Linked DNA regions of Mus musculus: region 2 is linked to region 1. The links are chromatin loops, found by intact Hi-C in ENCODE. Cell type or tissue: left cerebral cortex. All regions are shown on one strand. Links, peaks and the distances in the headings refer to the core of each region. The heading gives the core; the rest is flanking DNA. Region 1 holds the start of Bsph1 (binder of sperm protein homolog 1). Region 2 has its middle 3.0 kb from the start of Cabp5.

Region 1 (2,922 bases), core at 149-2,648:
AAGGCACTGATGGTAGTGTTTGTAACTCTAGGAAGCAAATGTTCATAAACTGTCTAAAGGAGGATCATAAATAAACAACAGTTATATGACCAAAAGTAAAATATCACTGTATCATTCTAAGTACAGGATAACATACCCAGGATCCATGGAATCTCACTTTATATAGCAGAGATGATGATGATAATATATGGAGGAATAAGATGTCAATAACCTAAAAGGCCAGATGCTAAAAGTAGAAAGGTCTTAGGAACATCTTTTTTTTTCCAATTAGATATTTTCTGTATTTACATTTCAAATGTTATCCCTTTTCCTGGTTTCCCCTCCAAAAGCCCCCTATATCCTCCCTCCCCCTGCTCACCAACCCACCCCTACTGCTTCCTGGTCCTGGCATTCCCCTACACTGGGACATCAAGCTTTCAAAGGACCAAGGGCTTCTCCTAGCATTGATGACCAACAAGGCCTTCCTCTGCTACATATGCAGCAGGAGCCATGGGTCTCTCCATGTGTACTCTTTGGTTGGTGGTTTAGTCTCTGGGAGCTCTGAGTGGGTACTGGTTGGATCATATTGTTGTTCCTCTTATGGGGCTGCAAACATCTTAAGTAGCTTCTTGAATTATGTACGAGGTAAAAGAGAGAAATGGGCCAGCAAGATGGCTCAGAGGATAAAAGTGCTTGCTGACAAAGCCTGATGACCTGAGTTTGGTCCCCTGGAATCTATATGGTGGAGGAGAGAACAGACTCCTGCAAGTTTTTCTTTGATCTCTACATGCACACTATGATATCCAAGTGTATATTCACATACACAAATAAATACTATTTAAATTTTTCAACTAAAAATACATAGCTATGGCAAAAGTGTTGCCTTTCAATAATCATAAAATAGGAATTGCAGTTAATAGAAAAGTGGTTATACAAAGAGAATCTTCTCCTCCTTTTTTTTTCTCTTTCACTTTTAAATACTCTGGCTTTTAATTATTCTTAGATGCAAAGACATGCTGAGGAGTACTTGAATGAGTATATACTCTCAACCACTCCATAAAAAGTAATTTGCACAGCTCTGCCTAATGCTCACAACACTAAGACAGAAACCAGAATGGAATCCTTGCTTAAATAGCCATTTCAGAGTCACTCAAGACAACACGACTTTGATAAGGAAATAAAATGGGCTTTCCAAAACTGTCTCCTTTTCTCCTTATGTAAGCATTTCAAACATCAAAATAAATAGAGAACTTATTCTGTGGTATGATTTCTAGCTGGAGAATATCCCAATTTGAGTTTTTATTCTTTCTCCCCTTTCAGTTTTATCTTGCTAGCTTTGAACCTTTTGGAGGATCCTATTTTCAAGAGAAAACATGCCTTTTCATTTAATAGAACACACGAAGTCAGGGTGGCCTCTCCCCTACAGGAAATCTCAGAGTTTGTTACATATGGCAATGATGTACTAGGCTGCTTCATCAAAAACCCACCCCCAGCCATACTCACTTCATCCCTTACCTTCTACTTGAAAACTGAAAAGGCTGTGAAACAGGCAGATTGAAACCAATAGAAAATCCAAAGGCTGGGCCATGTTCCTGCTGTCAGGTTGGCAAATGTAGCTCACTCTGAAAATCTTGCAGGCCTGGCATCCAGTCACAGCCTCTGTCTCATTCTTGTCATGTCATCTCTCCTCTCCTCCCTCCTCCCTCCTCCCTCCTCTTCCCACTCTTTTTTCTCTGCAGAGCTAGATCAAGTCTGTTACTTTTTCTTTTTTTTTTTCCATTTTTTATTAGGTATTTAGCTCATTTACATTTCCAATGCTATACCAAAAGTCCCCCATACCCACCCACCCCCACTCCCCTACCCACCCACTCCCCCTTTTTGGCCCTGGTGTTCCCCTGTACTGGGGCATATAAAGTTTGCAAGTCCAATGGGCCTCTCTTTCCAGTGATGGCCGACTAGGCCATCTTTTGATATATATGCAGCTAGAGTCAAGACCTCCGGGCTACTGGTTAGTTCATAATGTTGTTCCACCTCTAGGGTTGCAGATCCCTTTAGCTCTTTGGCTATTTTCTCTAGCTCCTCCATTGGGAGCCCTGTGATCCATCCATTAGCTGACTGTGAGCATCCACTTCTGTGTTTGCTAGGCCCCGGCATAGTCTCACAAGAGACAGCTACATCTGGGTCCTTTCAATAAAATCTTGCTAGTGTATGCAATGGTGTCAGCGTTTGGATGCTGATTATGGGGTGGATCCCTGGATATGGCAGTCTCTACATGGTCCATCCTTTCATCTCAGCTCCAAACTTTGTCTCTGTAACTCCTTCCATGGGTGTTTTGTTCCCAATTCTAAGGATGGGCATAGTGTCCACACTTCAGTCTTCATTCTTCTTGAGTTTCATGTGTTTAGCAAATTGTATCTTATATCTTGGGTATCCTAGGTTTGGGGCTAATATCCACTTATCAGTGAGTACATATTGTGTGAGTTTCTTTGTGAATGTGTTACCTCACTCAGGATGATGCCCTCCAGGTCCATTAATTTGGCTAGGAATTTCATAAATTCATTCTTTTTAATAGCTGAGTAGTACTCCATTGTGTAGATGTACCACATTTTCTGTATCCATTCCTCTGTTGAGGGGCATCTGGGTTCTTTCCAGCTTCTGGCTATTATAAATAAGGCTGCTATGAACATAGTGGAGCATGTGTCCTTCTTACCCGTTGGGGCATCTTCAGGAGAGGTATTGCTGGATCCTCCGGTAGTACTGTGTCCAATTTTCTGAGGAACCGCCAGACTGATTTCCAGAGTTGTTGTACAAGCCTGCAATCCCACCAACAATGGAGGAGTGTTCCTCTTTCTCCACATCCACGCCAGCATCTGCTGTCACCAGAATGTTTGATCTTAGCCATTCGGACTGGTGTGAGGTGGAATCTCAGGGTTCTTTTGATTT
Region 2 (2,922 bases), core at 328-2,827, 56 kb after region 1:
GAGATTCCCTACATAAATACAGCATTGCTCAGAAGATATTATGGTTTTGGCATGATTTCAATGTGCCCAAAGGATTCATGAGTTGGGAACTTGGTCCTCAATGGGAAGTCATTATGGACGATATCCTAGTAAGGGATTAAGGCATTTTTTCATGGGAACCACTCTTAGTTCTCTCAAAAGGTTTTACCTTACAAAATAATGACCCTGACCATTCCCCAGGGTCTGGTTTACTGTCTCACTGTCTTAGTTGGGGTTTCCATTATTGTGAAGAGACACCAAGACCAAGGTAACTCTTAAAAAGAACATTTAATTGAGGCTAGCTTATAGTTTCGGAGGATCAATCCATTATCAGCATGGCAGGAGGCATGACAGCATCCAGGCAGACATGATTCTGGAGGATCTGAGAGTTCTACATCTTCATAGAAAGGAATCCAGGAGCAGACTGTCCTCAGGTACCTAGGATGAAGGTCTCAAAGCTCACCCCACAATAACATGCTTCCTCCAACAAGGTCAAATCGCCTCTAATGGGACCATAATTCCTACTAGTGCCACTCACTAAGCCAAGCATATTCAAACCACCACACCCACTGTTTCTCTCTCTCTCTCTCTCTCTCTCTCTCTCTCTCTCTCTCTCTCTCTCTCTCTCCCTCTCTCTCTCTCCCCTCTACCTAGTATGTCTCCCTCCATTATCTTTCTACAAGATGATGCAACCAAGGAGGCTTTCACCAATATCTAGCTAATAATACCATGCTTTCAAACATATAAATTTTTGAGCTATATAAGCATATTTTCTCTATTCAGTTCCTAGCTTCAAACATGTTGTAACAGTAATAGAAAACTGGATAGTAGTACATGGGTCCTGGAAATGAGAGATGTAGATGATGGGAAGGCACCATCCAGGGTATGGCTTGAGGGTGTTGACTAAGATGGAGTCTACCAATGGAAATTTTGCATAAAATATTATAACTCACCACAGTCTGAAGAATGTCTACTCATGATGTTGAGTATTAGTTCAAAACTAGGGTGAAAAGGGTGTCTCCACAGGGGTGGAAAGACAATGCAGAAGACAGAATAGTTATATTGAGAATTTAGAGCTATTATAAAGGAGTGTGAGTTCACAAAAAAGAACAGGTATGAGATTATCCTTCCAAGGGGCTTTATTAGGAAAGTAATGGGCTCATAGCTATAGGCATGCAAGAGAGAGCTCTTAGTAGGAGAGATAGCATTACGACCATAGGCATCCATGTTGGAGTCCTGAATAGGAGAACAATTAGAAGATATATACTATCATTACCATAAGCAGCCATGAAGGCCCTGCGGGGTAGATATGAAAATCTCTAGGTCCCTCTGTTCCCTTCATATCCAAAAAAGAAAAGATTCTACAGTAAGTTTTGTTGAAGAGGTAGACAATCTCTATACTATGTGACCTATCAATTCTGGTTTGCTGTGATAAAACATCGTGGTCAAAAGCAACTTAGGGAGACAAGTGTTTATTTGGCATATATATTCAGGTACCTGTCTATCTCTTATGGAATCAGGCAGTCAAGCAGAAACTGTGAAATAAAGCTACTTGTGAGCTTGCTTCTTATGGCTAAAGCTCAGCTAATTTTCTTATATAGGCCAGAACCACCTACTAGGGTTGGCACCACTCACAGTGGGCTGGACCCTTCCACATCAATCATTAATCAAGACAGTTACTCTTAGACATAGCCACAAGGCAATTTGATGAAGACAGTTCTTCCATTAGGGTTCCCCCTTCCTAGGTAATTCTAGATTATCTCAGGTTGACAATAAAAGCTAACCATCACAGTAACCTAACCTAGCCTACAGACATAATCCAGAAGGCACTGATAAAAACTAGCTACAACTCTAGGTTGTCTTGAGCTTTTTCACAACTGTAAAGATAAGAAGCTATAAGCTTAGAGGTTTTTTAAAATCATCTGTGTCCCAAAATTAAAAGGTGGGGCCTGATTTCTAGGAGAGAAAGAATGCAACTAGAAGGACTGTGGCCTAACAGGAGCCAGGTCTCTTGCTGTTGAAAAAGGGCAATGCTAATAGGGAGTAAAAGCAGAAAGAAACTCAGGGCTATAGTCAGAAATACTGGTATGGGGCTGCAGAGATGGCTCAGTGATTAAAAACACTGACTGCTCTTCTGGAGGTCCTGAGTTCAAATCCCAGCAACCACATGGTGGTTTACAACCATTTGTAATGATATCAGATTTTCCTTTCTGGTGTGTCTGAAGACAACTAAAGTGTACTTACATATAATAAATAAATAAATAAATAAATAAATAAATAAATAAATAAATCCATAAAAAAAGAAATATTGGTATGTCTCCATGGGTTTCAACATGAACACACAACTTCACTGTGTGCCTTAGTTACTTTTCTGTTGCTGTGATAAAATGACATGACCATAGTTACTTAGAGAAGAAAGGTTTTCTTGAAGCTTACAGTTGAGACTCCATAATGGCAGAGACAGCCTGGTGGCTGGAATGAGAAGCTAACAGTTCACATCTTGATCCATAAATACAAAACAGAGAAAGCAAACCAGAAGTGGAGGAGGCAATTTAATTTCAAAGTAATGCCTCCAGCGGCCTGTAAGTTCTAACCCCTGACACTATTAATGATGCTCTGTTATGCTAGCAGACAGGAGCCTAGCATAACTGTCCTCTGAAAGGCTCCACCCAGCGGCTGACCAAAACATGTGTAGAGACTCACGCTCAAAAAGTCTTGTAGAAGAATTGGGGGAAGGATTGAGGAATCCAGAAGGAATAAGGATTCTACAAGAATACCAACAATTAACCTGGACTCTTAGGGTCTCCCAGAGAATGACTCACCAACCAAAGAACATACATGGGCTATACCAAGGTCCCCACACATATGTAGCAGATGTGTAGCTTGGTCTCAATGGAGGTCCCC

What was found. Peaks named below come from ENCODE experiments on the same cell type or tissue, not always from the same donor. Only the 100,000 strongest peaks of a DNase experiment are listed, where the experiment ranks them.
Region 2: a loop joins it to region 1, with 2.8 times the contacts of the local background. A loop is called at or near these places in 2 of 42 quality-filtered maps.

The regions. Positions count from the first base shown.
Region 1 is chr7:13,449,559-13,452,480 of GRCm38, reverse strand. Bsph1 (binder of sperm protein homolog 1) reads right to left here and starts at 1,640. Exons shown (of 5, transcript NM_001033418.4): 1 at 1,495-1,640. The coding sequence starts at 1,567. In left cerebral cortex, for the core only: no CTCF peak of the experiment used is centred there; a DNase peak (open chromatin) is centred at 1,576.
Region 2 is chr7:13,393,679-13,396,600 of GRCm38, reverse strand. It overlaps a transcript of Cabp5 not described here. Among named protein-coding and RNA genes, the nearest start is that of Cabp5, 3.0 kb to the left of the region's middle. In left cerebral cortex, for the core only: no CTCF peak of the experiment used is centred there; no DNase peak of the experiment used is centred there.